Regions from separate parts of the Mus musculus genome. Here region 2 is linked to region 1. A link is a loop called in an ENCODE intact Hi-C map of the cell type or tissue named here. Cell type or tissue: left cerebral cortex. All regions are shown on one strand. Each heading gives the region's core, and the rest is flanking DNA. Links, peaks and the distances in the headings are about the cores only.

The links. Peaks named below come from ENCODE experiments on the same cell type or tissue, not always from the same donor. Only the 100,000 strongest peaks of a DNase experiment are listed, where the experiment ranks them.
Region 2: it touches region 1 in a loop (2.2-fold over the local background); 17 of 42 quality-filtered maps call a loop at or near these places.

What each region holds. Positions count from the first base shown.
Region 1 is chr13:91,218,693-91,227,382 of GRCm38, reverse strand. Atg10 (autophagy related 10) reads left to right here and starts at 3,396. Exons shown (of 8, transcript NM_025770.3): 1 at 3,396-3,444. It also overlaps the pseudogene Gm17450. In left cerebral cortex, for the core only: no CTCF peak of the experiment used is centred there; a DNase peak (open chromatin) is centred at 3,322; H3K4me3 peaks cover 1,393 bases; H3K27ac peaks cover 1,531 bases.
Region 2 is chr13:91,445,260-91,453,949 of GRCm38, reverse strand. No RefSeq gene overlaps it. Among named protein-coding and RNA genes, the nearest start is that of Ssbp2, 11 kb to the left of the region's middle. In left cerebral cortex, for the core only: no CTCF peak of the experiment used is centred there; DNase peaks (open chromatin) are centred at 2,372, 4,808 and 6,947; H3K27ac peaks cover 442 bases.

The DNA of each region.
Region 1 (8,690 bases), core at 216-8,215:
AAATCTTTTAACTACTAGAGTGAGCCTTTCAAAACATCGAGTTCCTCCAGGATGAACGACAACTCAGTTCTAAACTATCTTCAAGTGCTTGAAAGAGAAAAATGTCCCTTGAAATAGAACATAGGCAGCATTTACTAGATAGTCTGATCATTATTTAAGTTGTTCAAATAGGGTTTGGTATACAAGATGATTTTCCTAGTACAAACTAGACCCTCAAAAATGAGATCCTCGAGCCAAATGTTTTGGGGACTGAGGCAGGAGGATTGCTCACATGTGTTTGTCCATGGTAAGCTGGCTATTTAGTGAATTCCAAGTCAGCCTGGGCCCAAAAATATATCCAATAACAGAAGACAGTAACTGTAGTCTCCCCTCCCCCAGCCTGAAACCTGCTTGCTCAGGGGTGGAGCTTCCCACTCAATCGTTCTGCCACGCCCACTGCTGGAACCTGCCGCTTTGCTGTTTGGAGCCATACACGTGGTCACCCTGCTACTGGACTCCAAGATTAATTGGCGGGAATCGGCCCCCTTCCCCTGCTTCATAACTGCGTGCAGAACAGTAAAATTGAGCTTTGATCAGAATGCCTGTCTTAGCTGCATTTCTTTTTCTCATCGCCTAGCCCCTCTTCTCTTCCAGGTTTCCAAAATGCCTTTCCAGGCTAGAACCCAGGCTGTGATCTGCCGGCCGGACACAAGAAGTAAGGACAACAGTAAGAAGTTCAAACCCACAAATGTCAGTCCTGTGGCTAATTCTGTAGGTTACAACAAAGAACATGGTCCTCGCTGTGTAGACTAGACTGGATTCCCACTCGCAGCAGCATGGGTTGCTGTCTGAATGCTATGATGAGCAGGTAGCAGCTGCCACACCTGGTTTGCAGGATCATTTTCTTAGTTAAAGACTTAATTTCTTTGTAGAAAAAAAGTGGCTTACAGTGAATTGAACAGTTAGCACAGAATTTTCTCATTCCACATATAGAAAGAATTTCACCCAAACGATGTACCAATTTTTGTATATCAATATTCACATGGTCCATAATTGACCTGTGGATTTGTTTTCAGTGGTGTTCAGTTTTGTTTTTTTAAATTTTTACTTATTTATTATTATTATTATTATTATTATTATTATTATTATTATTATTATTATTTTGAGACAGGGTTTCTCTGTGTAGCCCTGGCTGCCCTGGAACTCACTCTGTAGACCAGGCTGGTCTCGAACTCAGAAATTAGCCTGCCTCTGCCTCCCAAGTGCTGGGATTAAAGGCGTGCGCCACCACTGCCCGGCTATGGGTTTTGTTAGACATATAGCATCATGCAGCCACACAATCGAGCATCAATGTACAGGCTCGCTACCGGAGCATGCTTCCTATACAGTGTGTTTTCATGTCTCCTCTCGACTGCCCTGGCAAACTGGAAATCAGCCGTCTCTCCTCTCTAGGCTTGCTTGCTTTATTCTGTTATGCATTTGGCTGTGCACTGAGCATATGCAGCTTCAAGATCACACTCTTTCCATTTTCTTTCTCTCTCCTCTTCCTCCTTGTCCACACTCCTCTGTTTCTGTGGGTGGAACTCAGGGCCTCAGACAGGCCAGTCAAGTGTTTTACCTGTTAGGTAAAATACTATCAGTATTTTGGGGGCTGAGGCAGAATATTCAAATATGACGGGTAAGCAGTCGTAGTCGCTAGTTCATTTGAGCTTTCCTCCTCTTATTTTGTGATTGCTTCATTGTTTTATTCAATGACTACTCATTTGGAGTCTTATATGAATCTAAGGATGCTAGAAACCACGCCCTCAGGAACTTTACCATGCTGTGTGCAAACACCGACTAGAACCGTGGTACAGGGAAATGCACTGAGGTGACGTGACTTACATCCTATTTTTTTGTCTACCATAGGTGAATCATGTCATTTGAAACTGGCTCTGGTATAGAATGCCGGGCTTAAGCTAATGTGGTATAATTTGTGGTACGTATTCTAAAATTTTGAGTACAATAGTATGGTAAATTAATGATTCTTATTTTTACATGGGCAGGTTTTTTTTTTTTTTGGTAATTTTTACTTTATTTTTAGAAAATAATAAAGCAGACTTGGCTGCTCTAGAATTTCCTCTATAGCCCAGATTGGCCTTGAATTCCTCTTGCCACCACCCCCTATTACTTCACTGAGTGCTGGGGTTATAAGCATGAGCTGCCATACCCTACAAATAACTTCTTATCCTTCAAAACAAACTAACACGTCAAATAGAAGCAGGTTAAGATGTTCCAAGCTTTAATCCTAACACTTAGATGTAGAAGTATTTACAGTTCCAGGCTAGCCTAGGCTACAGATTCCTTCTAATTAAAAAATAAATTAAATTAGGTGCTACCAATTAATTAATAGTTGCTCAAAAAAGTTAAAGTTCATTTTTACAAAACTGTTTTAAAACTATTTTGTGTGTGGCAAAATGTCACTTTTTTTGGTTTTTGTTTTGACAAACAAAATAGTGGTTTAATCATCAATAAAACCAACAATCAGAAACTACCATCCTTCTACCATCCTTCTAACTTCTAAGCCCCTTTTAAAGTTAGCCCCTTCCCCATCTTTTGCCAGTGGTCACTACAGATCTATGTTCTGTCCAATTATAAAACAAACTCAGAACACATACACACACACACTGTTAACCTTTTATTTCGAAACAATATGGACTTACAGGAAATTGCAAAACCATTACCTAGAGTCCCAGGAATTTATTAGCTACTTAACATGGTAATCTTACACTACTTGCTCAAGACCAAAATTTCCCTTTTCACATTTGAAGACAGCAGTTTCATTTTGCCTGTTTCTTTTCTAAGAAATACTGTACTGTTTAAAGGACCAGACATGCTTTTCCTGAGATATTCTATCGGTCCCCATAACCCCTAAGACTCCTACATCTTCTGGTATTTTCCTTGGCCCTACCATTGCCTCTTGGTTTCATTTTACTGATTGGTATTTTCTGATTTTTGTGCTGCAAATGATACAGTTACTAGCATTCGAATTCCTAACTTCTCGCCCCAGCCTTAAATGGGTGGCAGTGACCACCTCATTTAGCTGGTACTGCTCTCTAGGCTCTTGGGGATGCTCGCGGCCCTCATCCTGGCTCGCACTCTACTTGTCACGAGTCCCCTGTTTATAGCCAGGCGTCTAGAATGACTGCGTGTGGGGAAGGGAGTGCAGATACCCTGGCTCGGGGTTGCCCCTGCCTGGCCGAGAGCACCAAGCGGGTTAGGCTCCGGGAAAGTGAAGGCTGCTGGCGCCCGGGTTGCAGGAAGGTCTCGCCCGGACGTCACCGTGCAGCCCCACTGCGCATGCTCACCGCAGCGCGGGCAGAGCTCCTCCGCTGCCGTGTCGCTCCTGCGGTCCCGGCCCCGCCCCGTCCCTCCCCGCTCCGCCCCGTGCGCGCCGCCGGCTCCAGGTCAGGGCGAGCGAGCGGGGTGAGTACACCTAACCTCGGCGACCTAACCACGGCGGTACCTCCGCCGCTGCCTGCAGCCCTCGCCCGCCTCCTGGGACCTGAGAAGGGTGGAGGATCGGCCAGCCAGTAACAGGCCTGGGAGGTGGGCGCGGGCCGCCCAGGCGACCTTTCCACCTTGTGCTAGGAATGTGCTCACGTGACCTTGAAACAAAGGAAGTTAAGTGACTGGCAGGCTTTTCAGATTTGCAGCCAACACAACCTCCTCCCCCCATAATCTATAAAACCGGGAAGGTGGGGGAGGGGGGCGGAGATAAAGGACTAGTTAACTGATTTATAGAAGCCATACTTGCATCTATAGTGATAATTATGAAAATCTTGGTAGTAAAGCCCAGGGTTTCAGAATCAAAATGGAGCCCCATTTTCTGCAGTTACATGTTTTCGGCAAGATGTAAATTGTTTCCAACTGTAAGGAAAAAACAAAACAAAACAAAACAAACCAACCAGAACAGTCTTGGGTTTGTTTTTGAGAGAGATTTGTACTATGTAGCCCACGCTGGCCTGGAACTCTAAACAACCCTGCCTCTGTCACACAAGTGTTGGGATTCCTAGTGGGCACTCTCATGCCTGTTTTACCTATCTTGAGCCTCTTGCCTCAGCCTCTCCTCAGAGAAGCTGAGTTTATAGACCCCCATCTCAGGTTACAGGGGCCATCAGCTTCCCTCCAGTGCTTGTGTTCATGTTTTAAGTTCTCTTTGACAATTGGCTTCCTCTTTCTAAGTGCAATAGTTCTTTTCCAAAGGCTTACTTTGGGTCATTATAATGTGACAGTGGCCCCCACTGTGGTGATGAAAGTGAACATTTATGATGGTTAGGGTTGGAGAACACAGACCCTGTGCAGGACTCAAGTCTATTTTAGGATTCCAGGTACCATTGCTCCTCATTGCTTCCAAAGTGTCCGATATTGACAGGAAAAAATGACACAGAATGAAAAACTTAGCAGAAAAAAAAAAATTCAGAGCAACAAGGGAGTTAAAAGTCTCACAGAGCAGTTTTAAAGACGTCATGCCTGAGCTTGATGGCCTATCCCTCTCACCCAAGTGTGGGGCAATGGGCTATACACACCCCAGCCTGGCATAGCTAGAGGCAGAGCTACCTCCATTTTGAGGCTAGCCTGCACTATGCATGGCTAGATCCTGTCTCAATGAGCAAAAAAAAAAAAAAAAAAAACCCAGAAAGTTGTTATTTATATTTTAATGGAAGAAACTAGAGTAAATAGTTCTAAGCTGGATTCATTTGAATATGGAATATTTCAAGATTAGGGTGTAGATCTTACTATACAAAGTGGGGATATCTAAGACAGTGCTTTAAAAATTATATCTTTCCCTGTCTAGATTTTCTAGATTAGGCTAGCCTTGAGCTTCCTGGACAGCTAGGGCTGACCTTAAGCTGATCCTGTCTCCACTTCCCAAGTTCTGTGTGTATTAAACACAATGCCCAGTTTATGTGATGCTGGGAATTGAACTCAGGCCTTTGTGCAGGCTAGGCAACCATGCTGCCAACTGTACCACACTACCCCCACAGTTTTATATTTTAGACAGGGTCTTACTGAGTCCAGTCTAGTCTAGAACTCACCATCATGTTGCCTCTAGAGCATAAACATCTACTACCATGCCCAGAACAAATTATATCTTGATAGCACTTTTTAACGTTCAATAAATTTCTTAGAAACATAAGCATCCCTTTAGGAAAAACAGTAAAGCTTACATAAGTAGAGAGTTTCAGAGTGAGGATGATTTAAATATTATCTTGAGGCCTTAAGATGTGCTTTGGACCTCGGAGGTTATGTTTGAATCACAAGTATAATCAACATCCAAAAGAAAGAGCTATAGAGATTACCTGGTGATGGTACGTTGACAACAGGCTATAAAAACAATTGGAAAGTAGGATAAGAGGATATTGTGCTCTTCTTGACCTTTTACTACACTGGGTCACTGGTCTGTAGTGCCAAGGGGGCATGGCTACTTCAAGCTTGCCCTTGAAGTTAGGGTGACTTCATATCACCGAGCACTATCTTTCCAAGAAGAGCTTTCATCTGCCTCTTGGTGCTCTGGAACCCACCACGGTTTGCTACTGCTTACTGTTTTAAGTGGACTCTCTTGAGTGTGAAGGCTCCTTGTAACCTGCTTACTTCCTGTTCCCCAGAGTTTATTGTAGTCCTCAATCCACTCTGAGTCGTTTCAACCTATTTCCAGGTTCCTGATTGCTCTGTCTACATCTTTTTCAGTGCTATAAAGCTCTTTTCAGTCATAGTTCCTGGACTAGTTGGAATCTTACTTCCTCCAGAGCATAGGCTGTGGGTCTTGGCTGTTCTTGGCTGTTACTGCCTTTAACTGCTATAGCCAGCTGCTTTTCCTGTATCTCAGCTTTCTCATCTATAGAGAAAATTATAGTAACACTCTAAAAGATGCTATGTGGATTTTAGTTACCATGGTTTTTTACATAGGAAAGGCTAAATAATGCTATTTTTAATTATTACATCAATAACCCATATTAATTCTTCAAACAGTGATTGTATAGTTTATCATTGATTTTATTGTATTTTATTTGTGTTCTTTCAGCTTGGAAGTCTTCATATAAAGTTGATTACCCACTGTGGAAAGCAAAGCCATGATTTATTCTTATTTATACCTTTTCTTTTAAAAGTCTCAAATCTCTCAGGATGATATTGAGGGCTCACTATTTTTTCTTCCTATCTTGTTATCAGGTTTCTTTTATATTAGCCATTTTATCTGTGCTGCTTATAATTTTAAATTCATGTCCTGTCTGTCCCAAAAGTATTTGAGCTGACTTATAACCCATAAATGATATAAAAACAAAGATAAATCCTGGTCATGAAGATATGAAGCTTGAGTAAAAAGATATTAGGACGAGTGACACAGAAATACATCCTGTATGGGGCTGCACATTTTTTTTCTACTTTTTTTTTAAGCTTACACAAAGCAATCTATTAACAGAAAATAATTTGAGAAGTCTTGTTCACAGACGGCCACCACAATGACCCCCTCCCCCTTCCTTCGAGTGCTGTCAAGGGGATGGGGGTGATATCCTCAATCCACCAAATCTTCATCTCAGAACGAGCAAGAGCTCTGAGGGCTGACTGGTCCAGGGGTCTTGGTCCTGTTTCCTCCTGTGGCCCAGAGTTTGATGTGCAGGACAGTGATGCCCAGCTCCTTGCACCTCTGGGCCACATCCTGGGCAGCCAACATGGCTGCATACGGAGAGGACTCATCTCGGTCAGCCATCACCTTCATTCTGCCAGTCACTCCGCAGATGGTTTGCTTGCCACAAAGATCCGTGACATGGTCCAGGGTGTCATCGAAGGATGCAAAGATGTGGCAGGCAACAAATACATTCCCTCCTTCAGCCACCTGAGGTCCAAGGCTGATGACCTGTTCTTCCTTCTTTTGTTTCCCCTTGTGAGGTGCCATTTCTGAACGTGCTCCCCAGACTCCTCCACCAGAACTTTTTTCTACTTCCATACAGTCACAGAGGCAGTCACAGATGGAGTTCTGAGCTTCATGATGGTCAAAGGAAAGATGGAAACATGCCACATACTCTGCACAAACACAGCTTACTGTGTTAAAAATAATTGGGAATTGTTGCCTGAGAGGTCATTACTGTGAGCTCTCACATCAGCAAACAAAAACTCAACTCAGTGAAAACTGTCAAGTTCAAGGAAAATAAAACTTAAGCTCTCCCTAGCAGCCGACCTGTAGCTGACGAGTTTCCACTGGAATCATCCAAATAAGCCTGCCGCTTCCCTTAAAGTTTTCAGATGCCTCCTTACCTTGTTTTGTGTTCCTGTCTGGACAAGCCTTTGCCTTGTTCCTCTATGGTAGAGCCCCCGACTGCTTGCATTCTGAAACTGCCCAATTCTTGAATCACTTAGCTACTCGGCTTCTGAAAGGATCAGTGTACCTTGGCTTATCTTTTAGCACTTAGACATGAGCATGGAGTGCATGGAGGGCCGGTTATGGCTGGTTATGGCTGGTTATGGCTATAGGTATCAGAGAGAACTCAGACGCTGTCATTCTCCTCATCTTGTTGACCTGTAACTGACTAACACTATGTATAGGAGGCTCTACTGCATCGTGATGGTGATGATGGTGGTGGTGGTGATTTTGAGACAGTGTCATGTAGCACACTGTTTGTGCAGAACTGCTACTCATTTTTTAGCTGAGGTTAGTCTTTAATTCTTCATTCTCCCGACTCAGGTCAGTTTTGCCATATCTTTCAGCTTCTATTACTGCTATGTTTGTGTATGTGTGTGGTTTTTTTTGGGGTGGGGTGTTATAGGAATTGACCCCAGGCCCTTTTATTCCTGAACACACCCCCAGCTCTCAATTAGTATTACATTTAAGAAAATATATATTTTGTGTATACATGTTTTTTTGTGAGTTGCTGCCATGTGTGGATGTGTGTCCATGGAGGTTAGAATAGGGTGGAGTTCCCTGAGGCTGTAGTTAGACCTGTGAGCTGACCTATGTGAACATGGGGACCTGATCTCTGGTCCTCTGCAAGAGCAGCAAGTACTATTAACTGCTGAGCTGCCTCTTCAGCTCCTCTGTTGGTAATGTTACAGAGAGTTCTACACTGTAGGATGCTTTGTTAGGCCTCGTCCTTTAGCAGTAAATGGCAATAGCAGACTATGACCGTCCTTTTTGATGACCCAGTATGATTCTGCTTATTTCATTTACCTTACACAGCAGTCCCTAAACACGAGCCAGTAGGTTCTGCTTAATCTATACTCTTTCCCTTGGTCCCATTTACATATGCATGCATGCATGCATGTATGTATGCATGTATGTATTTGTATGTACCTTGTACTTTTTATACTGTCTTTGTAAGTGCTCTGCCTGATTTTTGGAATGACTTTGTTTCCACCTGGTGGGTCATGTTCAAATTTCAGATTTTAGTTCTTGAATTTTTTTTTTTTTCTTTTTGGTTTTTCGAGACAGGGTTTCTCTGTGTAGCCCTGGCTGTCCTGGAACTCACTTTGTAGACCAGGCTGGCCTTGAACTCAGAAATCCGCCTGCCTCTGCCTCCCAAGTGCTGGAATTAAAGACGTGCGCCACCACCGCCCGGCTCTTGAAGAATTAAATTCATGTTTTAAAAACTTTCTGTTTTGGAGTCTTAGGTTAATTTTGGTTTTTATTTTTTCCCCATGAGGACCCACAGAATTAGTATTTTTAGGATACATGCTGC
Region 2 (8,690 bases), core at 537-8,536, 230 kb before region 1:
GGAGGAAAAACTCACCATTTACACTAGTGAATACTGTTTTAGAGTTCATGTTGTTTGTCCTTTCTGGGTGAGGGGTAGTTTTTGACAAGGATTCTGGCTTCTGGAATAATCTTTGATCCTGAAGTGCCGAGAAATTAGAGGATACAACAGCGCTCTATCTATTTCTCCTGGTTTGCCAGTCTGGTCCTGTTTCCAGAAGCAAGATAGGTAAAGTTCCTTGTGGTGAGGAAGGTACCTGGTCTAGAGAGGAGTGTGGTCTCAAGCCCAGGCCTGAGCTCTTTCCCAACCATTCTTCTGGAAGCGTCACCTCCAGATTTCAACTCCCTCTTTTGATTCCCTTTGTATCCTGCATTCTTTTAAACTGGATCAACAGTGCTCAGGATGGTTTTGGCCACAGCCTTGGATCCTCTTAGGACATGTCAGCTCTGTTGTACAGTTGGGCTTTTTCTTCAAGGAAGTGTTTATCACTTCTAGCACAAGGAAATACATACCACGGTGTTACCTCAGAAACCCTGGTACATGCTAGAGAGCTTCCTTTACCGCAGGATGTGAGAAGGTTGGGGACTTTGACTGATCTCAGCTCAGCTTCCAGTCAGTATAAAGACCCAGACAACACTGAACATAGCCTTCACCCCTTCACCCTTTCCTGCGCCTGTCTGTTTTCCTCAGTTATTTTTCCTCTTCTTTCTTTTTTCCTTCTAACTGTTGGAAAATGGACAAAATGTGAAAGAAATAAGGAGCTTTAGTGGGAATATGCTACACTGGAAACCTCTATTTTTGTAAGCCAAAGTGGTTAGACTTCTAAAAGCACCCTATGGTTCAGCCATGTAAGAAATTCCATTCTTGTATCCCATACTACAGGTTCATGCGCTAACTCAAACATTTCAAAAAGTATGCCAGGTACCTTTCTACTTAATTCTCCTAGCAACTGTTTGTTTGTTCGTGTTTTTTTTTTTTTTAATTTGAGACAGTGTCTCACATAGCTTAGACTGGCCCCAGACTCAGTATGTAGCCAAGGATGACCTTGAAGTAATAATCCAGAAGTAGATGGCAATACCAAAAGGTATTGATTACAGGGATGCACATCACTCTTGCCACATTTATGCATAACTAAGTTCAAATAGCAGAGCTTCATGCATGCTAGGAAGGTACTCTACTGAGTGAGCTGCGTCCACCTGAATGCAGGCATTGTTTCTGTAATAGTCTTTCACACACTAGTAAATGACAAGATTGTGATTTGTTCCCAGGTTGCCTTATCATGATCTGTCAGGAATCTGTCACACAGACCATGACAACCACCCTTGTCTGTAACATTTAGTCCATTGTGTATCATAAGCTTCTGGAAGGGCAAGCATCTCTGAATTCAGGTTAGATTAAGCACATAAGAGCAGAATGCATAAGCTATTGCTTCAATATGGTGGGCTGGGGTGTATTGAGCTCCTGAAGTTAAGTCCTCTGATTGGGCAATAATCCTGAGTCAGTCTGCTACCTTTGAGCCTCGTCCTTAGGCAGGCTCCTCATTACTTCTCATTTTTACTACTTTGAAGGATACGCTATGGCTCGCTATAAGATACTAAGAGGAGAAATGCCAGGCAGGGGTGGCCCATGCCTTTAATCTCAGCACTTGGGAGGCATAGGCAGGCAGATTTCTGAGTTCAAGGCTAGACTGGTCTACAGAGTGAGTTCCAGGATAACCAGGGCTATACAGAGAAACTCTGTCTCCAAAAAAACAAGACAGAGAGAGAGACAGAGACAGAGACAGAGAGAGAGACAGAGACAGAGAGAGACAGAGAGACAGAGACAGAGAGAGACAGAGACAGAGAGACAGAGAGACAGAGACAGAGAATGAGGAGAAATGACAACTGTTTCTTTTTCCCTATTTAAAAGAGATACATTTCTTCCTTTACTAAATGAAACAGTAGACTCTCCTTTGTCTTTGCACTCATTATCTTGTTTGTTCCTCTTTCAGATAATATTTACATCTGCGTGTCTGTATGGCCCATGATACATAAAGCCTTAATATGGCAGTCTTCAGTTCACATTCCCCTTAGGAAGAGAGGAAGCTGGGTGTTTCTCTGTCCATTTAGTCATCCGACCATACATGACCTTCCTCTGGGGACTGGTAAATATAAAATCAAAGACCAGGTATCCTGGAGCTCTGTCAGCAGGCTGCAATCTTCCCTGTAGAACTTGTGTTGTTTAGCTATGTGCTTCTGTCTGGTTTTCCTTTCCTCTTGGCCTTTGTGTAACTCACAGTTACTTTTCCTCCTTCTCTTGCTTTATGGCTTCACTTCCTCCTTCTATTGTTATAGTTGTCTTTTTTCCTCTCATCACATTTCCTGTTGTCTCTCCAGCTCAGTGGGGCCCCATCCAACTCACACACTGTCTGGCCTCAGACTCATTTTGGTCTCAAGGGAGAACAGTCTTGGGCCAAATAATCCCAGTCCCCGGGAAGCCCACAGAAAGATCCTGGAGACTAAGTATCCCAAAGTTTTCCTCTTATTGATTTTGTCCTAGAGTGAATTCCAAGGATGCCTAATTAAGGAGAGAGAGAAAAAAATATTCATCCTAGTGTCCTTCTGGACCCAGACCATTCTGAACTCTGACAGCACTGACATCCATCAAATCAAACAATGAAATCAACTTTGGTTACTTAGCATAATAAACTTGTAATACTCTATTAGTGAGGGGATCAATGTCTCCTGTCTTGGAAATAAACATCAGAGCTTGGCCTCAACATTTAGGTAACGGCAGAGTCCATTATTTTGTGGCAACATTCGATTACATTGACATCAAGACAGATTTATTAAAATAATAAATAGTACATGATTTTCAGCCTTTCATTTCCAAACCTCACCACTGCCGTGGCCAAGGTGATTTGAAACCTGTCATCTATATCTTTTACTTATTATCGATGACCTCTGTTATTGCATTTTTGTTATCTGGCAGCTTATACGCCAAGCAATTTTTAAAATTAATTTGTAAGGTGGAAATTTTAAGTTACTTAGCAAGAACAATGCCAGTAATAAGGAGAAGGAGTACCAGAGAGTTAAGGGTTGGAGAGGTTTCCTGGCATCGTATGTGAGCAGGGATGACTTCAGATGTGCTTTTCAGAGTCCCAGTGTGGCTAACTGCAAAGGCTCGGTTCCTTCTTCCTCCTCCCAGGTTCCAGCCCCAGGGCCTTTGCCCTAACTGTTTCCTTTGCCTGGAATGTTTTTCCCTCTGCTTGTTCTCATTATTCAAGACTTCTGGAATGTTAATTCCAGAGATATATTCTCTGAGAGCCCCTGAAAGATGTCTAATACAACACCCTAAAATATGCTTAATCCCACATCTTCAGTCATCCCTTGATCTTTCTTCTTCTCTTTATAGTCACACACGGGAGATCTAGGACAGCATCTAGTACACAATAACAATAAGTATTAGCTGAATGATTCTAAACATCCTAGCCCCTTTTCATGTTCCCACTATTCATGCCAGCCCTCTACCCACTCTCATAGAACAGAGCTTTTTACATTCTTAGGAAGAAAAAAGAATGGACAAAAAAATCTCAGCGCCTGCTTAGATGGTAAAGTTTCTGAGTCCACTTTATTGCTCCAGTATCCAAACTGATTTAGCAGAATTTGGGTGAGCAGGACATACAAGAGAAAAACATTCCCTCTATTTTTCAGTCACAGATTTACCTGGCTTGGAGTTCCAAGGGACTCGGTGCTGCTGACAATAAGGAAACAAACGGCACATGTCAGCAGATTTTTTTTTAGTAATACGTTTCATCATGGCTCTCTTCTCCATACTGCTTATAGGCCCGTGAACTCTTCCCTCAGAGTTTATTCAGGCCAGCCTCCCGGTGCCTATAACCCCTGGCCCTGGCAGATTATACTTATGGATGCATTTCTACCTCCTCTCCTAGTGCATGAACTTGCAAATTACCTATGTGATCCCAGACGTCACGGTGTCCCTACAGCTGGATGCACACACCATGGAGAAGACAAGTCCGGTCTCCAAGCCCCACAATTCCTACTTCAATTTGTCCTTTGCTTTGGGGAATGCTCTTTGCTAATGTGTCTGGAATTCAACTGTAGCTCCATTTGCTGAACCTCCTCAACGTGGCTTTGGATACGCTTGCTCCATCAGTTCCCAGCTCTGTGCTCTTATGCAAGTCTCTAAACCTCTCTGTGCCTCAGTTTCACCAACTGCAAACCAAGACAATCTTACTCAATATGTATTAAGGTTGTTCTGAGAGTCATGCGGGAATCACTTATACTGGGTTTGGCCCAGAGCTTGGTACATTCTGACTGTTGAAAAAATAGCTGTAACTATTCCTTCCTCTGTAGATCTGGTCATAGCCTATTGGGTCTGTAACCACACACAACCAGATTGGTTCACTTGTCCAGGCTGCACTGCTATGAACTCAAGCTCCTTTGGAATCATTCCATTCTCATCTCTTGCAACCTGTAATGCAATGTGTGTGTGTGTGTGTATGTGTGTGTGTGTGTGTGTGTGTGTGTGTGTGTGTGTGTGAGAGAGAGAGAGAGGGGGGGGTGCCTTTTACTTAACTGAGTTTTCATGACATCTCAGCCCAGTGAAACAGAAGAGCAGGATGATATTTGTCAGCATCACCCAAGATGTCGATTCTGTGTCTACTCGTGAGCTCTTTTTAAAAATGCAGCCAATGGTGAATACAACACCAAATTCAACAGCTTTTATTCCCCTGGTAGCAGTTGTTCACTGTAGTGACATCGTTTTGAATTTCACAGGCTTGTGGATGACAGTGGGAATTGTGATGTCATCTAGTCACATTTGCAGAGAGGGAGTTGCCAAAATGTCTGGTCTGGATTCCAGCGAAGAAATTCTTTCTTATCTTTGGCTAGACATAGTTCCCTCTCTGAATCAGCTACAGCAGTGGGGGAACATCAGTGCACGAAGCCTACTGGTCCTCCTCCTCATAATAAGCTGACATATACTCTGAGACAGTCATCAAGTAATCCTCTCCTCCCAAAAGAACAATCAAAATATTTATTTGCATAGCTAATATCACAACAGCATAGGCAGCCAGGCAAAGTTGCTCTCCTGTGAATAACATTAGCTTGTAGTTCATGGCTTAGGTGACTGCTCTGGAGTAGAATAAAACCGTATCTCCAGACTTCTGGTCAATTAACATTCAGCTTTTTTTTTAAGTTAGCCTGCTAATTAGAACACTCACCAAATATGCATTTAATACCTGTACTGTGTAGCATTGTGCTATATGGTATTTTGCTAAACAGTAGAAAGGATTCAAAGAAATAGTCACTCCTGTAAAGAAATTTAGAGAAAGGTACAAATCTGTACTGCGTACCCATCATGACTGGGCACTAAAATAAATGTGGAAGGTACACACATAAGCTTTTTTCTTTGTGGAACTCAGTCTATAAAGAACTACAGTTTACATTCGGTAGAATCATGGAAGTACTGTGGGCAACATTAGTGACACTGTGTACTCTAGGACATGAAGGAATACTTTTTTTTTTTAATTTTTTACTTGAATGGAGCCTTAAAGGAAAAATAATACTGATCTGACATTAAATGAGTGGGGGGAAAGTTTCAAGCAAAGAAGAAGTGACTGCAAAAGCAAGAGAGACCATGTACATTCAAAATTGCACCAGAAGTGGGGTGATTGAGAGCTAGACCTGGAGATAAAACCAGAGGGTCAAGAAACAGCTTCAGGAAAAACTAGCAACAAGGACCATGGAACTGGCTTTTCAATCCCCAAAGAGTTGTGAAGGTGGCAACAGTAGATTTTAAGCAGGAATGTCCTGACTAGGTTTAAAGTTAAAAAAAAATTAGTTTGAAAACTACGTGAAAAAGCCATAGAAGGGAGAACACAAAAGGAAAAGTAGTCAGAGATCCGTTTGCACACTGGTGAGGGAGCAACCTGGTAAGAGGAGTGAGAAATGAGAAAATGAAGAATACTACTCTACAGGAGAGGAGCTGTAAATGGCAAAGATTAGTCAACCAACCTCTTTCCTTTAATTACACCTAAATGTTTTTATTCATTGTTTATTGGTGTGTGTGTGTCCATGTTCATGCACTCATGTGCATCTGTGTGCTTTACCACATAACACACACATAAAAGTCTTAAGATGAGTTTTCAGGATTGGGCTCTTGTTATAGTCCATCCTGTGGGTCTTTGGGACAGAGCTCCCAGGCTGTCTGACTTAGTGGCAAGCACCTTTACCCACAGAGTCATCCCATTTGCCCCTATTCAATCAACCTCGTTCTCAAAGATTAATCACCAGTAGATTTTTTTCACAATCAATGAGTTTGGTTTGGTTGAGTATATGCATTATTTAGCTGTTAATTATTTTATGTGAAAGAACCAAGTGTAGCTTACAGAATCCATCCTATTAACAATCCAAAACAAGGAAATCAACATTTTACTCTTTAAACTTTTAACTGCAAAGAGCTTTCTGCAACTCTTCCCTGAAACAAACACCAGAAAAATGAAAACAAATCAAAAATTGACACAGGAACCAAACAAGAAGGACTTTTATTTGGGGAAAAAAAATAAATTCAAGACAAGACAATTAGTCTTTCAAAGTTCTGACTTAGCTCTTTCAGAACTTGATTGGAAAAGCTTCCAGTTCCTATGTTACTTACCTCTGATTTGAGTAAAGTTCTCTGAATGCATTGTGTGGAGTTTAGGGTGCAGATGTCCCTGAGAGATCTTCCTTGGAACAGGAAGGTCAAGGAAGCAGAACTGGACAGAGAAGGAAAATGGAGTATAGACCGGACAGAGACTAAGCCAACCTGCCAGGTATCTCTAAAGCCTGTAGCATCCACTGAGAGTCCTGATCTTGGCACAAGAGCCTGCTTACCCAGACTCACCTATCAGATGTAAGATGTGCAGGGCCAAGTGTGATCTGTACAGCCGTGATGCTTGGCAGCTGAGGCAGCCCCTGGCATGCTGTTACTCCCCAGCACCTTAGCAGGCTCCTTGAAAGGGGGTCTCTGTCTCCCACATCCGCACACCCCTGCTTTGATGGATCTCAAAGATAGAATCAGGCTGTATTCCTGGCCTTGGTAGAACTAAATCTAGATTGTTCTAGCCAGATGGCTTTATCTCCTATACTTAGAAGTGCTATTTTAGAACTGTAGAAACATAAAAATCATGTTGAGAAATGAAATCAAAATCAAGTTTTAAATAATTTACTACTAATAAGATTCTAGTGGACATTAAAAGAGGAAAACAAAGAAATTAACATTGGTCTGAGGATATTGTTCTCTTACATTTCTATATAATAGAAAAGGCAGAATCAACACTAAATGCAAAGCAGTTCTGAAGCTAGAAGGAATGTTATAATGGGATTCAGAAAATTTCTAAGCTATAGAAAAAAATAGTGGCTTCTTCATCAATCACGGGCTCTACTGAGAGACCATTACCAATTCTTTAATTTTTTTTTGAAATCACTAATAACTGAACTATATTCATAACATCGTGTTATCGTATCAAAATTACTGTACAACATAATGAAATGGGAAATAACTTTCAAAAACTACTAGGACAAAGAAAGAGTGCCCCATTCCAGTTTAGAATTTCAGTCTAGTGCAGCATCCTAACAGAGCTAGGCGGAGGCACTGAAGACCTTGACATGTGATTCCTGTAACTGCTACTACATACTGACCTCATGGATTCCTCAACCCTCCAACTGTCTGCGTCGTTCAAACTCATTGATTTAGACTCCATAAATTTGTAATGCAATGATAATAGAGTTGTGGTGTGCCCTTCAGCTGAGATAACACTTGAGAGTGATTTCTCTTTGAAAATGGCAGTCTGTCCTACAAAGAAAGAGCTTATTAATCTACAACCATATCTTCAGATTCAAGGTCCAGAAGTTATTTCAACAGTATCAAGGGTGGTCACAATTCATTACTGTAGGTTAGTAATGACTTACATATTTTTCCATTAACATATTTTTAAGTGATTGATATATTTCAAGTTATGGCAGAAAATAATAAAACAGGGATTACTTTAAGAACATCTTAGTTACTGTTTTTTTGTGTGCATGTCTGTAATCGGGTGTGCAGGTCAGAGGTTAACATTGGGTGTCTTCTTCTATGGCTCTCCACTTCATTTTCAAAGACAAAGTCTCTCCCTAAATCTGGATCTTACCAATTTGGCTAGACTAGCTGGCCAGTGAGCTTAAGGATCTCTTCAAACCGCCCTAGTACACCCAACAAAACCTGGATTTTTCAGTGCTGGGATCCAAACTCACGTCCTTGTGATTGGGTGGCCAGTACTTTATTGACTGAGCTATCTCCCTGGCATATTACTTACCATTCTGAATGGTCATCTTCTTCTTCTCTTCCTCTTCCTCCTCCCCTTCCTCCTCCTCTTTTTCCATACTGGAAAGTTTACCTGGAAGAAAGAGAGTGGAGAAAAAGAGGGCCCATTTTAATGTCTAAACTAAACACAAATCTGTATGTGCCCCCAAATATCTTGAAGGTGTGTGTGCTAGGTATCGTCCCACAGACATTTTGGTCATTTTGTTCTTCGAGTTCACCAATCACAAGCTATCACAATCACTTGTTTATGGAAAATAATGTAATTAAAAAAAAATCACATCTCAAGAACTTACAAAAAAATCTCAACAAAACAAGTTAAATGCCATGATTTTCAGAGTGTGTATGCTCAAGAACAACTGTGTTAAATG